Linked DNA regions of Homo sapiens: region 1 is linked to region 2. A link is a loop called in an ENCODE intact Hi-C map of the cell type or tissue named here. Cell type or tissue: PC-9. All regions are shown on one strand. Links, peaks and the distances in the headings refer to the core of each region. The heading gives the core; the rest is flanking DNA. Region 1 holds the start of LINC00184 (long intergenic non-protein coding RNA 184). Region 2 holds the start of LOC105373208 (a long non-coding RNA gene).

Evidence for each region. Hi-C counts contacts between places; a loop is a spot of excess contacts. Peaks named below come from ENCODE experiments on the same cell type or tissue, not always from the same donor. Only the 100,000 strongest peaks of a DNase experiment are listed, where the experiment ranks them.
Region 1: it touches region 2 in a loop (5-fold over the local background); 19 of 110 quality-filtered maps call a loop at or near these places.

What each region holds. Positions count from the first base shown.
Region 1 is chr1:234,626,197-234,637,847 of GRCh38, reverse strand. LINC00184 (long intergenic non-protein coding RNA 184) reads right to left here and starts at 8,537. Exons shown (of 2, transcript NR_033927.1): 1 at 8,101-8,537; 2 at 3,068-4,900. In PC-9, for the core only: no CTCF peak of the experiment used is centred there; a DNase peak (open chromatin) is centred at 5,947; H3K27ac peaks cover 3,390 bases.
Region 2 is chr1:234,678,299-234,689,949 of GRCh38, reverse strand. LOC105373209 (a long non-coding RNA gene) reads right to left here. Exons shown (of 3, transcript NR_188651.1): 2 at 9,025-9,139; 3 at 6,769-7,258. LOC105373208 (a long non-coding RNA gene) reads left to right here and starts at 820. Exons shown (of 3, transcript XR_949287.4): 1 at 820-1,146; 2 at 7,351-7,468; 3 at 10,601-11,651. In PC-9, for the core only: no CTCF peak of the experiment used is centred there; a DNase peak (open chromatin) is centred at 5,549; H3K4me3 peaks cover 288 bases; H3K27ac peaks cover 1,291 bases.

The sequences.
Region 1 (11,651 bases), core at 2,066-10,065, 53 kb after region 2:
TGAGTTAACATTTTAGTGTATTTCTTTCCAATTTTTTCACATATATTATATATACACACACATTCATACATATTTAAAATTATAATTGTATGGAATATATGGCTGTATATCTGTCTTTTTCATGGAATGTTATAGATTGGGCATTTTCATTGATCAACAGCCATCTCTGAAAATATGATTTTTACATATCTACACTGCATTCCATCATCTGAATGGACTACGATTAATTTAAGTGTTTCCTCATTTTTGTATATTGGGGTTTTTTTCCCAAATTTTCCTATAGTCTAAGGAATGCTTCAGTGAACATGCTTATCCATAAATCATTCTACACATTTCTGATGATTTTGTTAAGATAAATATCCACAAGCAGAATTACTAGGACAAGGGAATATAAACACTTTTATGGCTCTTGTTATACATTTCTCAAAATATTTTTTAAATTATTCTTTTCTGCATCTCTTTTATTTTATTTTAGATTCGGGGGTACATATGCATGTTTTCAGGGGGTACACGTACATAGGCATGGGTATATTGCATAACAGTGGGATTGGGCTTCTAGTGTACTTGTTACCCAGATAGTGAACATAGGCCAGGTGCGGTGGCTCTCATGTGTAATCCCAGCACTTTGGGAGGCCGAGGTGGGCGGATCACTTGAGGTCAGGAGTTTGAGATCAGCCTGCCCAACATGGCGAAACCCTGTCTCTACTAAAAATACAAAAATTAGCCAGGCGTGGTGGCGCATGCCTGTAGTCCCAGCTACTGAGGAGGCTGAGGCAGGAGAATCACTTGAACCTGGTGGGCAGAGGTTGCAGTGAGCCGGGATCGCGCCATTGCACTCCAGGCTGGGCGACAAAGCGAGACTCCGTCTCAAAAAAGAAAAAAAAAAAAAAGATAGTGAACATAGTGCCTAACAGGTAATTTTTGAACCCTTGCCCCTCTCCCATTCTCCCCTACTTTGGAATCCACAGTGTCTATGATTTCCATCTTCATGCCCAAGTGTACCCATTGTTTAGCTCCCACTTATAAGTGAGAACACATGATATTTGAGATCAAAAGGAAGTTGTGGAGAGAAATGACAGGTTTGGTTCTGTGTTTTTAGCCCTATTGCCTCCTTTCGTCCAGCCCATGCCAGTATACCCATTTGTCATCTTTAGGCTTGTTCGTCCTGTTGATCGTGCCCTGCATCTCAAGAGAACTCACCCTAGAGAGGTCTCTGTTATCCATGGTCTGTGTTGCTTCGTTCACACGTGGGGCCTGTGATCCGGGGGTCCCATGCATCCTGATGCACCCTTTGTGGAAACAGGAATTGCTCTGCAGAGAGTTGGTTTCAAGGCTAGAACAAACCCTACAATCATTGGCCTATTGTCTAAAAAAGTAAGTAAAAATACACAAGAAAGATTGATTCCATTGAATTAAAAATCCTAAATTACTTTCTGACCCTTTGGAGGTATTTCTGCACAGCTCTTCCCAGCATTCTAGCAGATTTCAGAAACTCAAGGGACATTTTTAGCCACAGAAAAAGTTGTTGAATCCAAAAAACTCAATGAGGATCATTTTCAAATATAATGTTCTGTTATATGCAACGATAACCTGAAGTTAGGATTATTTCAATTGTTTCTTTTATGTAGTAAAATACTAAGTTTGCTGTTTACTTTAAAAGGTAGGTGGGATTTCTAATTGCATTTAATCTGACGATTAAAATAATCAGATTTTGCCCTTTTTTTCTGAAAATTTACTTTGCAATGAGCACAGACTACATTCATGTTAATCATAAATGCTCTCCTCCCCTTTCCAGGTAAGCTGAATTTTAATTATTATAATAGGTGGATTTTCTTAAGCGTTTCTCCTTATCCTTCCTTATGGCCTACTTTCCCATCTTACTTTACTTTTTCCCCCTTCATCTTCTATGTTATACAAAACATATTCTGAAAAATTTATGCAAAATAAATTAATATTATATGTAAACAGCGTCATCAAATATATTCCCACATTTCAGGAATTTGGATGGAAGTTCCTGCTGATAGATTCATAGAGTCAAAGGAAAAAAAAAAGATTTAGTTGGGAGCTTGGGATATTAAACATAATTCCCTCATTTGAGTAAGGAAACCGGAGCCCAGAGAGGTGAGCCTTTGGGTTTGTCATTTGATCAAGTGTACAGAGCAGGAGCAATAATAAACATAATAACTGACTTCTTTACAGCCCTTTACACTTTATAAAACACATTCACATTCAACATTTACAGGTATCGCAATTCTGGCCTTTCAGTAAATGAAACGCCCCTGTGCTCTATTTACCTCCAGGAGACCAATGTGGCTGATTTTATATTTGGTATTATTTCATTTATTGGCTGCTGCTGATGGCAGCACCCTTCACCTGGAGACTCGGAGGCATTTCAGATGGATTCATGTATGAAACAGCAGGCTAACTAACACTGTGAGTGGGCCGATGTTAAGCGGAGAGTAACATATCCTGCCCTGCCAGTGAAAAAACCACAGCCACGTCTGAGGGGCAGAATCCCAGTGTCAGTGGGATTTGAAGATTTGTAAAAAGCTGTTACTGGCCACGTCTGCCATTTGGGAATCCAAGGACCAGATTAAATCTCAAAGAAACCCAAAGTTGTGCTCTTCAATGGCCAAGGGTGGGTTTCTCCAATGAAAGCATCAAATCAGATGTCTTTGTCAGTTACGTCTTCATGGAAGGTGGTGGTAAGGACTTACATGACATCATAAAATAAGGTTAATCATGGCTGGGTGCGGTGGCTCACACCTGTAAGCCCAGCAATTTGGGAAGCCGAGGTGGGTGGATCACGAGGTCAGGAGTTCGAGACCAGCCTGACCAACATGGTGAAACTCCGTCTCCACTAAAAATACAAAAATTAGCTGGACGTGGTGGTGCATGCCTATAATCCTAGCTACTCAGGGGGCCGAGGCAGGAGAATCGCTTGAACCTGGGAGGCAGAGGTTGCAATGAGCTGAGATCGTGCCACTACACTCCAGCCTGGGTGACAAAGCAAGACTCCATTTCAAAAATAAAATAAAATAACATAACGTTATTGACTTATCTGAGATCGTTTTCCTATGAATTTATTGACATTTTCAACATTTAATTGAGCATTTCTGATTTTCAGGCACGGAGGGATGTGGAGGAGAACAAGGCATGACGCTGTCCTGAAAGTGCTCCTAGTCTGGTAGGCACGTCTGTCCTGCCACGTCTCCAGAATCTATCTTGAGTTGTTGCAGTGCTGCACTTCCTTTGTAGATGACGGCACAGTTCATTATGACTCTTCGGAATATCTCAGCCTTTTCATCCATGTAGTGAGTTTTGCATCAGACATTTACTCTTTAGCAGGGTGGATTAGTTTCTTAGAACTGTCATAACAAATTACCACAAACTGAGTGGCTTAAAGCAACACAAATTTATTCTCATAATTCTGGAGTCTAGAAGTCCAAAAGCAAGGTGCCGCCAGGGTCAGGCTCTTTCTGATGGCTCTAGGGGAGGGTCAGTCCCATGCCTTTCTCTTAGCTTCTGGTGTGGCTCACGGCCCTTGACATTTCTTGGCTTGTAGATGCATCACTCCAATCTCTGTCTCAATTGTCACACCATGTTCTCCTTATGTCTCTTCCTTGCTTCTCATAAGGACACCAGTCATGTTGGTGGAGGCCCACCCTAATTCAGTATCATCTCATCTTTGCTTGATTACATTTATAAGACCATATTTTCAAATAAGGTCACATTCACAGGTACCGTGGGTTGGGTCATCAACAGAGCTTTCTAGAGGGTACAATTTCACGCATAACAGGGGATTCGATTCATCCAAACCCTTTCTCAGCAGAGACAGTAAAAGTACTTTCCCCTTCAGCTGCCAGATTGCAGTTTCATATGGCTGTGCTCACAATAAAGCAGAAAGGCCAGGGTTCCTTGAGCTCCAGAGTGGGCCACAGATGGTTAAAACAATGTGGAACATGTTTTCAGGGGAGAGAGGACAGAGCAGCCTAAAGTGGTCCTTCCAATAAGTGACATTGCATGTGTCCCTCTCGCTTTCATCTTTATGTGTGTATCACACATTATCCTTCATCCTAATGTCTTTTTCTCCTGGTTCCAGTGAAGCGGCAAAGAGAGTAAAAGTGCTGAGCTCCTGCTGTAAGTCAGGTGCCATTCATGCCCCCCAATCCATTTGGACCGCTCACTGTCCATTCTCTGTGACAGGGGTTACAGCCACTGTCCTGATAGATCCTGTTTTGCTACTCTTAATTGAGTTTGAATGGCCTACCTGGTAGAGCTTTCATTTAGGCAGCAGAGTGCACATCTTGTTTCCATTTCAATCATTTGCATTGGAAGTGCTTTTTCCCCCTAATGAATACATAGTCATAAAGAATCCAGTTCAGCCTGTCGTGCTGTTGCCACTGGCATCAGCTGGAAGGCTGGCAAGTAATGATCCCACCTGGAAGAGCACAAAGCAGTCAGCCCCTGTGCTCTGTACCGTGTAACTCACCCATACCGTGGCCCTTGTTCATTCCAGCATGGCTCCTACTTCACATGTGGGGCTGTTTCTGTTTCTATTCATTCTGTGTGATGCCTTGCTTGACCCAACATCATGAATGGAAAATTGTGATGGGCCTAATCCCTTCACTCTGCATTCTCCAGGGAAGGTGTTGGTCTCAACAGGAGCTAAAGTTTTCCTGGGAAAGGAGAGCCATGAGAGAGAAGTTTTCCTTTCCCCATAGGTGGTCCCCAGCAGAGAGGCAGGAAGGTTTATGCACAAAACTGTAGGAAGAATGATTGCCTCCTCTGGCCATCAGATTGTGACTTAGCTTCTTGTGGCAAGTGGCACTTCATTGGGTGTTCTAAAGACACATTCATCATAGTCCCTGCTCATTGGTAACATAATATCTAATATGAACTGCAAGGACAAGACAAACATATAAAGAACATTTAGGCAACTAAAGAAGTATATTAAAAAATCTTTAGATTGTGTATAGGCAAAAGGAAACTGCATTTTCTGATGAAAGAATTCAAGTTGTAAGAGCTCCTTTGGGGAGGAATGGCCATCTTTCTTCCAATTACAGAAAATTTTGTAGCAAACTAATTTAAAAAAATCTTTATATCCTAATTCATTTAGTAACCAATTAAGTGTATAGTCAAGATTCTTAGTTTCAAGTGATGAAACTCAAATAAGGGCAATATATTTGTTTATGTACCTGAAAATGCTCAGGCTAAACACAGTGGCTCATGCATGTAATTCAGTTACTTTGGGAGACCAAGGTGGGAAGATCACTTGAGGCCAGGAGTTCAAGACCAGCCTGGGCAACATAACATGACCTCATCTCTACAAAAAAAAAAAAAAAAAAAAAAATCACTGGGCACAGTGGCACATGCCTGTAGTCCCAGCTACTTGGGAGGCTGAGGAAGGAGAATCATTTGAGACTAGGAGTTGAGGCTGCAGTGAGCCATGATTGCACCAATGCACTCCAGCTTAGGCAACAGAACAAGACCCTGTCTCTAAAAAAAAGAAAAAAAAAAGTTCAAGGGTGGTTCCAGATCCTTGAAAAATGTCTTCAGGAATATTCTCCAGGCTTTAGCTTTGCCTTCTTCTCTCTTGATTTCATTCTCAAGCAGGCAATCACTATTTTTTTGACAAGATGTCCACCAGAAGCTCCAGGCTAATTTTCTATTGGTTTAACCACCCCAGAAGAGAATTTATCCTTTCCAATACTTCTAGCATAACCCCTGTGGCTGACAATGTTGGTTCTGATAAGCTCAGCATGTAACATATACTCATTCTTGAATCACCAGCATGGTTAAAATTCTCATTGGCCAGACTTGGACCACATGCCCCACCCCTGGGGTTAGGGGTAAGAGTCAACCCCACCAGAAAACAAAGACTGAGAGTCAGGGAGGGGTGGTTCTTTAAAAGAAAACTAGGGTCTTGGTATCACAGGAGGAAGTGGATGTTGATCAAGCCAAAGTCCCAGATGCCCATGACACTATACAAAAAGAATGTACATTGTTCTGAGATGCTGATTAAGAAATACAAATCAACCTCCGCTTTTGAAAGTAGTTTTAAAAGAGGTCAACTTTCAGTGTCTTTCATGGAATTTCTGATTACTTTGAGCTAGTAATCAAGTCAACAATAAATTCTTTGTTTCTCTTGCAAACCCACATTGTCTAGGAACATTTCCTATTAATATCTATTTTAGAGTATCACATGAGTCTTGAGTCCTTCTTTCAGGAATAAAGGTAACAAACTGACAGAGATAAAAAACAAACAAAAAAAAGTGGTGGGGTAATTTTAAAATTTTTATGTCATAATTTTCTTCAGCAGGAAATTCTATTTGGCTGAGTGATTTTTGAACAGAGAGCAAATAATCATTTAGATATTTTTTTCTCTCTCTTTTTTTGAGACAGAGTCTTGTTCTATTGTCTAGGCTGGAGTGCAGTGGCGTGATCTCGGCTCACTGCAAGTTCCACCTCCCGGGTTCACGCCATTGTGCTGCCTTAACCTCCTGAGTAGCTGGAACTACAGGTGCCTGACACCATGCCTGGCTAATTTTTTGTATTTTTAGTAGAGATGGGTTTTCACCGTGTTAGCCAGGATGGTCTCGATCTCATGACCTTGTGATCTGCCCACCTTGGCCTCCCAAAGTGCTGGGATTACAGGCGTGAGCCACCGCGACTGGCCTAGATTTTTTTAAAAAGATAAAAAGCAATCACTATGTTTAGTACATGTAATGAAAAAAATATGAAAGAAACTCTCTCATGGGCTAGATACTGCCATTTTCTGGGACGGCACTATAATGTCTATCTCCAGTTCTAATTTTCTTTTTCACCTCAAAATTTTAGTATTCACTGTGACTTATATTTGATTTGTTGGATTCTTAATAATGGCTAAATTTAATTCCACTTTTTCTCTCTTTATAATCAGGGCCAGATTTTTAAAAAGAAATCCACACACTATAAATCCAAAAACCAAGTTATATTAAAAGTCAGATTTTCGACTGCATGGAGGGTCAGCGCCCCCAACTCCTGCAGTAGTCACAGGTCAACTATATATGTGTACACATGCACATACATCTAGTGTTTATGTATATTCAAATGTACATACATGTTTGCTGTATTTTTCATAATGTAATGAGTGCTTCCTATGCAGCAGGCACTGCGTTGTACTGGAGACCATCTTTGCCTCACAGAGCTTACATTTTAGTTGGGGAGATAGTGACAAACAAATGAATAAATACATCAACCAGATGATTAAAGACTGTGATCAGAGCCATGTAGGAAGTAAACACGGTGGTGAGACAGACGAAAGCTGGGAGAGCCCATTGTAGGTGGGAGGTCAGAGAACCTCCCTGAAAAGGTAACATCTTCAGTAGGGCCTCATGGAGGTGAATGATCAGTCACTACAGCAGAACAGAAGGCAGGCCAGTGTAATTGTGGTGGGGTCATTGGGGTAGGCAGGAGACAAATCAAGCAGGGCTTCATAAACCATGGTAGAAATATAAATTCAATTCTAAGGTAAACTGGAAGTCAGGAAGGGATTCATAGCCAAGAAGTGGCATAACTTGATTCAAATCTTAAAATGGTCACTTTTGCTCCTATAGAAAGAACGTGTGTCTCTATGAGAAATAAAATAGAGGCTTAAACAAGAGATTCCTCCAATATAAAAGCACTGTGGATGGGGTTAAGAGTCCCAGATGGGCCCAACAGCTCCACATCCATCAGAAACCTAGTCTTCTCTATCACCCTACCCCATTGTCTTAGAAAATGGTTTCCATTCACAGAAGTGCAAGATGGCCAGAGCAATTCCTGACATTTTGTCTGAGTGCTGAACTATAAAAGAAAGGGAACAAAAGACAACAGAAGTTTTCCCATCCCGTCCAAATCAGCTTCCTTGAAGCATCCTGTTTCAAAGTCACACAAAACACTTCTGCTTACATCTCATTGGCCAGAATTTAGTTACATGGTTACACTTAGCAGGGGAGGTGAGGAAACATGGTCTCTCACTTATGATGTCTACATCAGTAAGATACTTACAGCTATCAGAACAAGCAATCAAAATACGCTTAATGGCTCAAACATGATACAGGATTACTTCTCACTCACATGAAGTCCAAAATGATGTTCTGGATTGGCAGGTGGTTTTCCTCCAAGCAAGGATCTAAGGACCCAGGTTTCTTCTATCTTGTGCCTCTTTCACCTTCAACACTTGTCTTCCAAGATCTTGTTACTTAACTGCATTAAGCTGTGGAAAGATAAAGAGTATAGAGAACCATTGTGAGTTTCTGTAGGCCAGGACTACAGAAGTGTGAGTAGAAGGGACACATCACTTCCACTCACTAACGGCCAGAACTCAAACACACAGCTGCATATAACTGCAAGGGAGGCTGAGAAATGGCATCTGGTTGTGCCCAAGAAGAAGACCTGGGCTCATGACATGACCAGCCAGCAGCCTCTACCACTGGGGAAATGAGTCCAGCCAAAAACTAGGGTTCTGTTACAAAGAAAGAACCTTGGGAGATAGGTGGCAGTTTGTGTCACACGAGGCGACAGTGGAAACAGAAGACCAGTTCCACTAAAGAGCTAGCAAGCAAATAAATACTTGCCATCTGCCAGCAATGAGAGGGCACACTCAGAACCAGAAGATGACATAGTTCTACTGCAGATTCTGTTTCGCAATGACGCTCCTGCAAAAATATCTCAAGGATTTGCCTTCAGCCTACAAAACATTCTCAAAATGAAATTGCTATGATTAGTCAATTTAATTTTTATTTATTATTTGATTTTATTAATATTATAGAAAGCTTTTTAACAGTCTAGATGTGCTCCATAATCAGATATTGAGGCTTTACAGGTTTGGCCATACAGAGAGAAATATAGTATTAGTGACATAACATTGCTGCAAACCCAACTGAAGAAATTCCTGGTTGTGAGCTTTTACATATAATGTGTTCATTTTGAAATAATACTTTTATGTTCCAAATTTCTGTTTCCATTGATCATTTATTAATTTGTTTTTTTTATCTTGAGTTTTATTTAATCTACAAAATATACTACTGCAAGAGAGAAGGGTACTGGCTGGGGGAGTACCCAATGCTCACAACCATTCTCACTCAAATAATTAATATCTGGTGAACATTTACTATGATGTTCTAGGACAGCTTAGTGGGTCCAGCATAAGTGTAGATCCTGGAAAGGATAGACCAGCAGGCCTTAAAAATATAAAGGAGAGAATAAACAAACATAATGACACTAGGAGGAGAATGAGTAGATTTCAACATATGTGAATCAATCAGAAAGTAGAGTTAATTTAGTTAAGTGGTCAAGAGCACAATATTTGAATTATGTCGGACCTATATTCAAATTCTCAGTCAGCCACTTTCAAACTATGTAAAACTGGAGAAGTCACTTAACCCCTCTGAGCCTCACTTTCCTCATCTGTAAAAAACGGAGGATAATAACAACCTCATAAAGTGCCCAGTATAGTCAACGCCTGGATCATACTATAGTAAACACATGAAAAATCATGGCGATGATTAATAACCAAGGGGTTAGCATGACTAGTCCAGCCAGGGCTCGATGCCAGCTGCAGCTGAGTGGTAAGAAGATAGATCTTCTGTAAAGATCTTTGCAGAAACTCAAACAAGTCAGACTGGAGAGCATGCGTGACACAGTCAGGAAATCTCATGTCACATGTTTAAGTCCTAAATGTTTGACAATGTCTCTAAGCTTCCCAGGAGTTCAGAGGAAAAAGACTTGTGATAGAAGGGAGACCTGGGCTTCATGGATTGGAAGTTGACCTGAGCTTTGAAAGCTGTATAGGGTTGGAATAGGTAATAGAGGACCATTTAAGGTGTCTGTGCCTGGGACAGAGTAGTTACCCCAAAAATGGAGTAAATGAATGAAAGAAAGAGCAGACACAAAAGACTAAGACAGCAAGTCTAGTTCGTGAGTGAAGGGACTCCTTAATCATCACCTCTGGTGGGTGTTAATGTGTTGGGAGATGCATTGTCCACAGTGGGAGGAACCACGTGAGCAGAGCTTTCTAAACTGGGTGAGGAGTTTGGGTTGAAGTGCGGAGGAATTATGGAGCAGAGGAGGAAAATGATGAAAGCAGTACAAAGATCAATTCGGGGAGGGTCAGGAATGTATCGCACAAGGAAGCTGGAATGCAGAGAAGTCAGTCAGGAGTCTGCATGTGGAACTCGATGAGAAGTAAGGATGCTTGGCTGAGGGACTGGCAGTGAGACTTCAATAGGGATGGCAGTGGGCATGGGACCAGAGGCTCAATCAGGTCCTCAGATAAGGGGATGAAGAAGGAGACAAGCTTGTGGTTGGTTCATTAATGACTACAGAGTTAGCAGGAACTCTAATAGACAGGAAAATTGAAGAGAGAAAACCGAAGAGCAGGGGAAGATGGTGAGCTCAGTGATGTGTTTGTCGGCTGAGCCAGCGATGAGATACACAGGTGGAAATACCCAACAGGTACTTAGAAGTACAAAATTAGAACTCCAACACAAGAATAGAGAAGAGAGGGACTTGGAAGTCATTACGATAGAGACAGTAAACAAAGGCCATGAAATGTATTAGGTCTCTGAGGTGTTAGTATAAATAGAAAAAACTAGAAAATCAAAGACTAAGTCTTGCGCAATATATAAATTTAAAATATGAAAATTTCCAGGAGTACTCAGTATGAATACATGAACTTCAACTGGATTGGTGTCCTTACTAGGGCCTCATTGTGACTCTTGTGGTGCCTGGAAATGCTGAGGGTATTTTTGTCTTTGTGGGCTCCTTTCTTCATTAAAAATAAAATTAAAAAGTATATGAATTTGTTCTTATGTACTTGTGATTATTATATTTTTTCGTTCTGATTTTATTTATTTGTTTTTTGAGATAGGGTCTCACTCTGTCACCCAGGCTGGAGGGCAGTGGAGCTATCTTGACTAACTGTGACCTCCGCTTCCCAGGCTCAAGTGATCCTCCCACCTCAGCCTCCCAAGTAGTTGGGACTACAGGCATGCACCACTACGCAATTTTTTTTTTTTTTTTTTTTTTTTGTAGAGACGCAGTTTTGCCACGTTGCACAAACTGGTCTTGAACTCCTGGACTCAAGCAATCCTCCCACCTTGGCCTCCCAAAGTGCTGGGATTACAGGTGTGTGCCACTGCACCCGGCCCTGATTTTAAAATAAATTAAAATCAAACATTTTCATGAGGCCCTAAAAGTATCTTGGTCCCTACTACATGTAACAAAGAAGACAGTCCTGATCATTACAAGATCGCGTGATAGTGGGAACAATCCAATGTGTAATGTCTTAAAAATTATGTATAGTTGACTTCAGAAAGAGAGTGTGTGTATGTGTGTGCATGTAAGGGGAAGTCTGCTTCTCTTTTTATGCTATAAGCTAATATTTTAATTGTCCTTGATTCTCATAGGTCAAACCTTTATTCGGCTTCAGGGCAAGATCAAACCAACAGTTATCATACTTCACTGTCTTTAAGAAATCAATTTTGGGTGGGGCGTGCTGGCTCATGCCTATAATCCCAGCACTTTGGGAGGCTGAGGCGGGTGGATCACAACGTCAGGAGTTCAAGACCAGCCTGACCAACATGGTGAAACCTCGTCTCTACTAAAAATACAAAAATTAGCCAGGC
Region 2 (11,651 bases), core at 1,115-9,114:
GTCAAGTGGTATGCTATTGTATGACTATGTCACAATTGTTTAGCCATCGATGAACATTTGGGTCGTTTCCAGTTTGGGGTTACTACAAATAAAGCTGCTAAGAACATTTTTATATAAATCTTTGTGCAGACATAGATTTTATTTCTATGGGATAAATACCTACTAGTGGAAAGGCTACATCAGATAGTAGGGTATATACTTAACTTTTCAAAAAAAACTGCAAATGTGCTTTCCATAGAAGTGCTATTGCACATTTCTCCTGAGCATGAGAATTTCAATTCTTCCCCATTCTCTCCAATATTTAGTATGGTCAGACCTTATAATTTTATCCATTTTAATAGGAGTATATTATGGTTTGAATGTGTCCCCTCCAAAATTCAGGTGTTGACATTTAATGGCCAATGTGATAGTATCAAGAGATAGGACCTTTAAGAGGTGGTTAGGTCCTGAGGACTCCTCACTCATGAATGGGATTAAGAGATTTCGTGCAGCTTTTGACTCCCTTGCCCTTTCACCTTTCACCATGTGAGGACACAGTGTTCCTCCCCTCCAGAGGACGCCACAACTGGGCGCCATCTGGGAAGCAGAGGGCAGTCCTCAATAGACAAAGGAACCTGCCAGCATCTTGATCTGGGACCTTGCAGCCTCCAGAAACTATGAGAAATACATTTTTGTTCTTTGATAAATTACCCAGTCTTCTGTATTTTGTTATGGCAGCACAAAAAGAACTGTGACACTGTGTACATGTACTTAATCGTGGTTTTACAGCAGTCTCCCTTTCTCTGCTGTTTCACTTTTTTGTTGTTTGTTTGTTTTGAGATGGAGTCTCGTTCTTGTCGCCCAGTCTGGAGTGCAATGGCGTGATCTCGGCTCACCGCAACCTGTCCTCCTGGGTTCAAGCAATTCTTCTGCCTCAGCCTCCGAAGTAGCTAGGCTTACAGACACGTGCCACCACACCCTGCCAATTTTTGTATTTTTAGTAGACAGGCTGTTAGGCAGGCTGGTCTTGAACTCCTAACCTCAGGTGATCCGCCCACCTTGGCCTCCCAAAGTGCTGGGATTACAGGCATGAGCCACCGCACCCAGCATGCTGATTCACTTTCTGCAGTTTCAGTTACCCACAGTCAACCATGGGCCAGAACATAGGTGAGTACAGTACAAAAAGATATTTTGAGAAAGAAAGAAAGACCACATTCACATAACTTTTATTATAGTATATTGTTATAATTATTTTTATTATAATAATATTTTATTATATAATATTTTATTATTAGTTGTTGGTAATCTCTTACTGTGCCTAATTTATAAATTAAACTTTATCATAGGTGTGTATGTATAGGGAAATCACAGTATACATAGGGTTTGGTACTATCTGCTGTTTCAGGCATCCATTGGAGGTCTCAGAGCATATTCCCCCCTAGATAAAGGAGGGCCATTGTAATTTGCATTTCCCTAATAACCAATGTTACTAGACATTTTTTCATGTGCTTATTTCCCATCTGTATGTCTTCTTTGGAAAAGTGTCCCAATCTTTTGTCTATTTTTACATTGTGTGGGTTTTTAAAAATTATTGAGTTTTGAGAGTTCTTTATCCAGTATATGCTTTGCAAATATTTTCTTCCAATCTGAGGCTTACCTTTTTACTTCCTTAACAGTCTCTTATGAAGAGCAGAGAATTTCTAATTTTGATGAAGTTCAGTTTATCAATTTGTTTTTCTTTTATAAATTGTGTTTTTGGTGCTGTATCTAAGAAATCTTTGCCTAAACCAAAGTTACAGAGATTTCTTTTCCTATATTTTCTTCTAGAATATTTGTAGTTTTAGGTTTTACATTTAGGTATATGATCCACTTTAATTTTTTATATAGCATAAAATAGGAATCAAAGCTCCTTTTATTTGCATATGTATATCCAATTGTTCCAACACCATTTGTTGAAAACACTATCCTTTCACTACCAAATTGCCTTGCAAAAAATATTTGCAATTTTTAAAATATATGAAAAATTAACTTAAAGTGGATCAACCTTAGTTGACAGTCAGTAGTCTAAGTATGTGTGTATCTATTTCAGGGCTGTTAATCTATCTTTATGTCACAAATACACTGTGTTGATTATTGTAGCTTTATAGTAAGTCTTGAAATTAGGTAGCATTAGTCTTACCATTTTGTTCTTCTCACTCAAAGTTGTTTTGGCTATTCTAGGTTCTTTGCATTTCCATATAGAGCCTAGAATCAACTTGTCAATTTCCACAAAAGAACCCCCTCAGGTTTTGGTTGGAAGGATATTGAATCTATAGATCAATCTGAGGAAAAACGACATCACAATATTGAATTTTCTGACCCATGAGCATAGTACATCTCTCCATTATTCAGGTCTTTAAAAAATTCTCTCACAATGTTTTATAGTTTTCAGTGTTTACAGCTTGCACATCTTTTGTCAGACAAGGACTTCATATTGTTGATGCAATTTAAATTGTTTGAAATTTAAATTTCTGTTTGTTGATAGTTTATGGAAGTACAATTGATTATTGTATATTGATCTTATATCATTACAGTAGCCTTTTTGTAGAATCCATCCTATTTTCCACATGGATAATCATGTCATGAAGAATAAAGACAGTTTTACTTCTTTCCTTAAAATCTGGATTCCTTTTATTTCTTTTTCTCCCCTGGTTGCACTGGCAAGGATTTCTAGCAAAATGTTTAATAGAAGTGGTAAGAGCCAACATTCCTGACTTGTTTCTGTTAAGTATGATGTTAGTTGTAGATTTTTCTTAGATGATTTGTGTCGGATTGGGAACATTTTCCTCTATTTATAGTTTGTTGAGATGTTGGAATAATCAGGAATAGATGTTTGATTTTACCGTATTTTTTCCTGTTTATATCAAGATGATAATATGGTTTTCATTTTTAATTAATATGACAAATGACATTAATTTTCCAACATGAAACCAACCCTCCTTTCCTGGAATAAACTCCATATGAAACTCATATATTATCTTTTTTACATATTGTTAGATTTGATTTGCTAAAATTTGGTTAGAAATTTTGCACCTTTGCTCCTGAGGGATATTAATATGTAGATTTTTTTTTCATCTTTTCCTGGTTTTGGTATCAGTAATGCTTGTCTCATAAGAAGTTGAAAAACAAGACGACTGGGCACATTGGCTCACACTTGTAATTCCAGCACTTTGGGAGGTCGACGCAGGCAGATCGCTTGAGGTCAGGAATTTGAGACCAGCCTGGCCAACATAGTGAAACCCTGTCTCTAATAAAAATACAAAAATTAGCCAGGTGTGGTGGCACATGCCTGTAATCCCAGCTACTGGGGAGTCTGAGGCAGGAGAATCATGTAAACCTGGGAGGCAGAGGTTGCAGTGAGCCGAGATCATGCCGCTGGACTCCAGCCTGGATGACAGAGTGACACTGTCTCAAAAAAAAAAAAAGAAAAGATAAGAAGTTGAAAAACATTTCTTCCTCTTCAATTTTCTAAGAGTTTTGTAAAATTGATATTTCTTCCTTAAATGTTTAATTGTGTATGTCTGCTGGTGATTAATTCTTTCAGCTTTCATATGTTTGAAAGTAGTTTTTATTTTTACCTTATTTTTGAAAGATATTTTACTAGGTATACAATACTAGGTTTACAGAGTTTTTCTTTCACTTAGTGCTCAGTGCTTTTTTTAGGTGTTGCACCATTGTCTTTTCACTTGCATTGTTTCCTATGAGAAGTCTGCTATCACCCTTACATGTGTTCCTCTGTAGATAAATGTACTGCTTTGAAAATTTTCTCTTATCACTGGCTTTGAGTATTTTTATTATGATGTATCTTGGTGTAGTTTTCTTCATAATTTTTGTGCTTGAGATTCATTGAACTTTCTGGATTGTAGTTTTACAGTTTTCATCAAATCGGGGGGAATATTTTGACCATTATTCATCAGATATTTTTCTATTTCCCCCCTTCTTTAGGATCCCCTATTATATTAAAAACTTGAAGTTGTGCCACAGCTCACTGATGCTTTTTTCATGTTTTAAACTTATTTTTTCTATATTTTTTATTTTGAATGTTTTTTATTGCTTATGTCCTCCAGTTCATTAATCTTTTTAAAAAATGTCAAATCTACTGTTAATCCCCTCATCCCATTCAGTGTGTTTTTCATCTCACACATTGTAGTTTTCATCTCTAGAAGTCTAATTTTAAAAATTTATGTTCCATGTCTTTCTTAACTTTTTGAACATATTGAATACAGTTATGGTAATTGCTTCAAGGTCCTTGTTTGCTTATTCTAGGATCTGTGTCAGTCCTGGATTGGTCATTAAGTGTCATTTCTTACTAAGAAGACCAGGCTTCCTTGGAAAAATGAATAATTACAGATTTGGGACAAGAAATGTCCAAGAAGATCCTGGGGCATCTTTCAGTGTCAGAAAAAAGGAAGTCATCAAAGACCTCTTGCTCCTGAGTTTTCATTTTTGCCAGGCCTTTTCTCTTAAGAGATAAAACTCTCTCTTAAGAGAGAGTTCATGCTAATATTTCCAATTCAAGTTTAACATTATAAGGCCTCTGTTTGAATTCTTTGATTTTATACTCATACCTCTTTTCCTGTGCTGTTTAAATAGATATGCATATAAGAATATGTGAAGTGAAATGGCATGATGTCTAGGATTCAATGTAAAAACTTCAGCAAAGATAAAAATACAAACAATAAAGATAAAATGTTGCAAGATTTTGGTAATGAATCTAGGTGACAGGTATTTGGAGGTGTCATATAGTATTCTATGTGAGTGCTTGAAATTTTTTAATTTAATTTTTTAAAAAGAGAGATAGAGATTGAGAGAGGCAGATCCTCTTGCCTAATAAGATTGGCAACTTCATACTTTCTCACTCCCCTTTCCCCACCCAGGCTGTTGCAACATTGGCTTGTGCTTACATTTTGGTGTTCAGATCCATCTTCATTTTTTTCCCTAGGGATATTTCTTACTTTCTTGGAATTCAAATAATGAATTTAAAAGAATATTACAGGTTTTTAACATTTCTAGATGTTTTGTAGTAGGAAAGATTTTAGGTAATCTAATCCACGCTATTTCGGGAAATGGAGGTTTTTAGCTGTACTTTTAAAATAGATTTAATTGTTTCTTAATATACAAGATGCAATCTATAAAGTGGCCATCTCATCTTACAAATACATATTATTGGTGCCCAAAAAGTATAAATGAATGAAAGTAATCCTTATCCTCACTCTTAGAAACAATATAATTCAAAGTGTGTTTCCTACCTTCCAGGTATTGTTATAATAATTTATGTATATAGAGGCTAACATAGTAATGTTTTCAATGGGTGGGAGCATTACAAAGCTTTTTGTTTGAATTTTGCCTACAGAGCAGTGGGTGTACAGCACTTAGCCAAGTAATGAAAAACATCATTTTAAACTGCACAGAGGCCAACAGGTTACAAAGCATTATCTCATTTAATCTTCACAGTGACCTTACAGCACAGCAGGTATTGTCATTCTACATTCACAGATGGAGAGACTGAAGCCCAGGAGGTGAAGCAATACAGCATGACTCACACTAAATGCCAGTGCCAGGACTTGAGCCTCAAGGTTACGCCACCCCACAGCATTTGTCCTCCAAAAGGCCAGGCTATCTTCTCACAATGGCTGTCAGTGTGTTCATTTTCAAAACCTAAACTAGCTAAGTCTTAACAGATGAAAACAAAAAAAAAAATTAACTGAGAAGAAAGGCACCCACAGCTTCAAAATCCAAAGAAGAAAGTAGACCCTTTTGTTTTAGATCAAGGGAAACCAAAAAACAAAAGCGGTGAGACAGAATAATCCCTGAAGGAAAACAGTGACCTTCTCCAGGTTTAGGAAGATGGTCAAACCCGCATGCCCCTCCATGCTTCTAGGAAAACGTACTACACATATTCTTCAGGCAGATGCGAACGCTCCGAAGGGGCGCCCCTCTGCAGCTGGCTGACCAGCCCTCCTCTGCTCTGTCGTTTTCATCCAAACATTTAGATCTGTGGCCGGGTAGATATTAGTGGCTGGGTCAAAAAGACAGTTCTGGTGTGAAATATTTATACTTAATTGGCCTCTGTGTCTGTCTGTGTAGTTTTGCCAAGCATTTTAATAGTTTTCCTTGAGTATTCTTTATTCTTTTTTGGAAAGAATGCTATTCAGGGTAAGAATGGGGGGGGGAGTAGGGGACACAGCACAAAAGGTTGTCTCCTCTGAAGGCTTTGGGCACTCTTCCCAAAACAGATGCAGAAGGCAACACTGGCCTCTGCCTTGAAAATAATGTGGGATATTTATCTTGAAGTTCACCATTGTTATTCTTTGCTTCTTAGCCTTTCTGATTTGAATTCCAGTTTAGTCTTGATTTTGTAGAATAATCAAAGTAATGAATTGGAGGAAAATTATAATTTCTAGTATACAATAGGATGAGATAGAGTGTAACTTTTCATTTGCAATTTAATTTTTATTGTATCTTATTTATTTACTTATTTATTTGTAGAGACGGTCTTGCTCTGTTGCCCAGGCTGGGGTGCAAGTGGCACAATCATAGCTCACTGCACCCTTGACCTCCTGGGCTCAATCAATCCCCCTGCCTCAACCTCCTGAGTAGCCAGGACTGGAGGCTCATACTACCATGCCCAGCAAAGACAGGGTCTTGCTCTGTTGCCCAAGGTGGTCTCAAACTCCTGGCCTCAAACAGTCCTCCTACCTTGGCCTCTCAGAGTGTTGGGATTACAGGCGTGAACCACTGCACTTGGTCTGCAATTTAACTTTTAAATAAGGCATTTATTTGAATAATTCTTATCCAGTATTTTAAAAATATATTTTTATCATTAAATGGTAGTATATACATTTGTCATTAAAAAGTACAAAGTATTAAAAAATATAAAGGGAACAAAAATCACCCACAATTCTACCATGCTGAAAAAAAGATTATTAAGTGTATCCTTTTCCAATGTTTTCTATACATTTTAATTTCTCTTAAAAATTTGAATTTTATTATATATATATATAATATTTCTTCACCTTGTTATTGTGAAAATTATATAGCAAGTGTTTCTCTGTTATTGCCATTCTTGTAAACATAGTTTTTAACAATCTTCATGTTATTCCAAACTATAGATGGTCACAATTTATTGGGAGAGTCCGTTATTTAATTTTTTTCCTTTTGGTGTATTAACAAAACCGTCATGTGCATTCTGTAGTTATATCTTTGTCTGAATCTTTGATTATGTCTCTACCACACTTTCCTAGAAGAGAAATTAAAAAAACAAAGGATCAGCACAATTTTAAGGTTCTCATTAAATATTTTAATTTTTTTTTCCAAAAACAAACTCCCAAGTTACACTGCCACAAGTTGTGGATGGGAGGGCTGGATTTCCTGAACCCTTCCCAGCATTGCTCGAGTTTCTTGGTTCCTCCGCTAGAGAAGAGGAGCCCCAGAGCTCTGTAGGCTCCAGGTAAGGTTGACCCTCCCCGTCGTCCACCCCTCTCCCACAGGGTTGATGCAGGGCAGTGCTCCGTGTGTTTCCCCATGTGTTTCTTCCACACATCCATGAGCAGGAGCAAGGAGGAATGGCAGAGATCTGAGTGCTTCTGGAAAGGCCCTCATAACTCCCCCTTCCCAGCACCCCAAACCTCTGGCCAACAATCCATCACTGCAATCTGCCTTATTGACCCACAGAACCACTCCCATCTCACCCTTCACCACAAACTCCCAGATTATCTCACCTCACCCAGACACATTCCCACACAACACATCCAACCTGGATGCACCGTCTACTCCTCCCCACTTTTGAAGACTTCTAGTCAGTCATCAGCTGAATCCCCTATATCCTCAACCTCCTACTTGGTCACTCCTCTCAACTTCTTGCTCTAATTAGAACTTGGCTCTCCCCTGATGACACCATGTTCCCTGCAGCGTTTTAACATCATAGCTCATTTTTCTCCACATATCTTGAATTACTTGATCTGGAGTGGTGGATGTATGCTTCCTCTTCCCCATCGATGCTTCCAAACCATTCTCCCTCCACCCTCTCTAAATACCCCTAACTTTGAAACTCCTGTTGCAGAACATGGGCTACCCCTCCTGGCTTCAATCATCTACTTCTCCCTGTGACACCTCTCTTCATTTATTAAGGATTTCAGTGTATGGCTCACGTTCCCTGTCTCTAACACAACTCATGTCATAATTCTTGGTGACATCAATACCCACATTGAGTCTTCACTTGTTCCCTCTCTGGACTCCCAGTTCCTTGCCCTCTTCTCCAATGCTGTTGCTCTCCACCCCACCACTGACTCCACCCCACACAGCTACCTACTCGCAGGGTTCCACCTTTGGTGTTATCATTCCCAGTAGTTGCATCTCCTCCATAATCTCAACGTCAAGCCTCCCGTTCTCCAGGCACTACCTCTTCTCTTTTTAACTCACTCCCCAATACTCCAACCATTCTTTGTCTCCAGTAGGATGATCCCCAACAATCCATTGGTTCTACCCTATGCCCCTGCCCCAAACCTTGGAGTCACTCTTGATTCTTCCCTGCTATGCTCTATAAATCTATTTGGCTCTCCTTTGTATATACAGATGAAGTGACCACTTCTTAGCACCTCCACAATTGACACCTCGTCTGTCACCACCTCTCTGCCTGGGTGACTACAGTGGTGGCCCCCTCCCTGCCCTCCAAGTGCCCACGCTTGCCCCTACAGTCTGTTCCCAACACAGCAGCCAGAGAGACCATCTTGCAATGTAAGTTAGATCATGTCTCACCTCTGCTCAAAACCCCTAAGTGGATTCTCATTCAGAGTAAAAGCCAAAATTGTTTCTGTTCATTTGTTTTTAATTAACGGACTTAATTTCTTAGAGCAAAAGACTAAAGTTTTTGCAGTGCGTACAAGGCCCTGTGGGATGATTCCTCCCCGTCCACCCACTCCTCCAACCTCACCTTCTACCTGTCTACACCTTGCTCACTCCCCTGCAGCTTCATCCCATCCTGGATATTACTTGAAGACATCAAACCTGATCCTGCTCGGGGTCTTTGCTTGTTCCTCTAACTGGAAGCTTCAGCCCTCCATCTTTCACTTCCTCAGGTCTCTGCTCAAATGCCATCTTATGAGAGACGCCTTCAAAAACCCTCCATAAAAAGTAGCAACCATCACCGCCAGCCCCGCATCCCTGTCTCCCAACCGCCAGCCCCGCATCCCTATCTCCCAACCGCCAGCCCCACATCCCTATCTCTCTTACTCTGCTTGCCTGTTTCCTCTTTCTTTTTTTTCTGTCTTTCCTTTCTTTCTTTCCTTCTTTCTGTCTTTCCTTTTTCTTCTTTCTTCCTTCCCTCCCTCTTTCACTTTCTTTTTCTCTCTTTTGTCTTTCTCTTTCCTTCCTTCTTTCTTCCTATCTTTCCTTCTTTTTTTCTCCTTCCTTCCCTCTCTTCTTCCTTCCTTTCCTTTTTCCTTTCTTCTCTTTCTCCTTCCGTCCTTCCTTCCTTCCTCTCTCTTTCTTTTTCTTTTCTCTCTCTCTCGCTCACTTCCTATTTCTTTCTTGCTTCTTTCCTTAATAGACTGTTTTTAGAACAGTTTTAGGTTTATGGTAAAACTGAGGGGAAAGTATAGAATTCCCATATGCCCCCCCCACACACACAGCCTCCCCCACTGTCAACATCCCACACTCCAGAGTGGTATATTTGTTACAGTCCATGAACTTACACTCCCCCTTCCAACCCCATAGTAATTATCATCACTTGACACACTAAATATGTGCCCAATAATTTGTTTATTGTCTATTATGTTCCTCTCCAGAATGTAAGCTCCCTGAGGGGTGGGGGCATAGCGGATTTCTTTTTCTATGGAATCCCCAGGCATGCCTGATGTAATAGCCACTCAAAAATATATTTGTTGAGTAAGTGAAGGAAAAATGTGATAGGCGAACCAAAAACTTTGGTATTTTGCTGTTTTAATTTGCATTTCTTTGGTTATTAATCATCTCAAACATCTTTTCATGTGTTTGTTGGCCATTTGTATTTTTTTGCAAATTGTCCATTTGCTTTTACCCATTTTCCCTAGGAATGTTAGTGTTTTCCTTATTAACCGTTAAGTGCTTAACCTGTTAAAAATATTAATTTTCAGTGTCATATTTATTATAAATATTTTGCCAGTTTGTTTTTCTACCTTAATTTTGTTTATGTTCTTTATGTATTTTACTTACAGAAGTTTTAAATGTTTGGCGGCTAAGTATGCCAGTATTTTAATATATGTTTTATTTCCCATTATGTTTATATTTAGAATGCCCTTTCTCAACCCAATGCCAGTTAACTTTTCACTGGCATTTTCTTCTAATTCATCCACTCAATAAATATTAAGCACTGTTGGAACCAGGTTTTATTCCACGGGCTGGGAATAAAACAGTGAGCAAACTGTTTTAAAAACGAGCTTGCTCTCACCGAGCACATACTCTCATATTTTATTACTTAATATTTATGTTTAACACTTACCTTTCGCTAGATGTTTTATAATTATAAAGTATGGCATAAGAACCTAAGTTCATGCTTTTTCCTTTTTTTAAAGTAACCTTTTATTGAAATGTAACATTTATACAGAAAAGTGCCCAAATCATAAGCAGACATCTCATTGGATTTACTGAGCACACCCAGGTATCCACCACCCAAGGGAAGCAACGAAGGTGACCCCACCCAGCATTTACCCTGTGTCCCTATCTTGGACATTGATTCTGCTCCAGAGGTCACAATCTCATGCCGCCAATTGCCATAGATTCGTTTTGCTTGGTCTTAAACTTTATATAAATGGTAAGTTGCAAAAAGTGGAAACTTTCGTTACTGGATTCTTTTGTTGGCCTTATGCTTGTAAGATGCGTCCACAATGTTAAGATACATTTCTTGCAATAATTTGTAGAATTTACATCTTTACAATGTTCAACATTCCCATTCAGAATCATGATATAGATCTTCATTTAATCAAATCTGTGCATGTGTTAGAAAATTCAAAGAGTGTATTTTTATAGTATTGTAACTTGGTAATTTATGGCTTTAGTTGCTATTGAGAGTAAATTTTCCAGCATATTTTTAAACTGGTTCTTGCTGATAAAATACCCGGTGATTAAAATATATGTATATAGTTGTCGTTTTACATATAAAATATTTTAATCAGCTTGTCTTTGATTACTGGTAAAGTGAGCACATTTCCATGTGTTTATTGGCCACATTAATTTTTACCTTTTAATTGCTGCTACTGCTGCTTCTGCTTCTTCTTCTTGTTCTTCCTAGTTATTCTTGTTAATTTTAACAATTCTTTATATTTTAAGGATATCTTTGGAATATGTTGTGAAAGTATTTTCCCAGTTTATCTTTTTTTCTTAACTTGTTGCTATTTTTTGACGTATTTTAAAATATGTGCAGAGGCAAATCAATCATTTGTTTATTTTGTGATACCTTCTTTGCATTTATTTTTAGAACACTTTTTATTAAATGACTTATCTTCCCTTCCTTTTTTTGAGGTAATGTCTCTATTGTATACTATATATATTTGTATCTATTTCTGGACTTTATATTTTATTCCATTGATATGGCTAGGTATAGAATTGTACAATTTAAATTATTATAGCTCTATAAAGCATTTTGATTTTTTTCAACG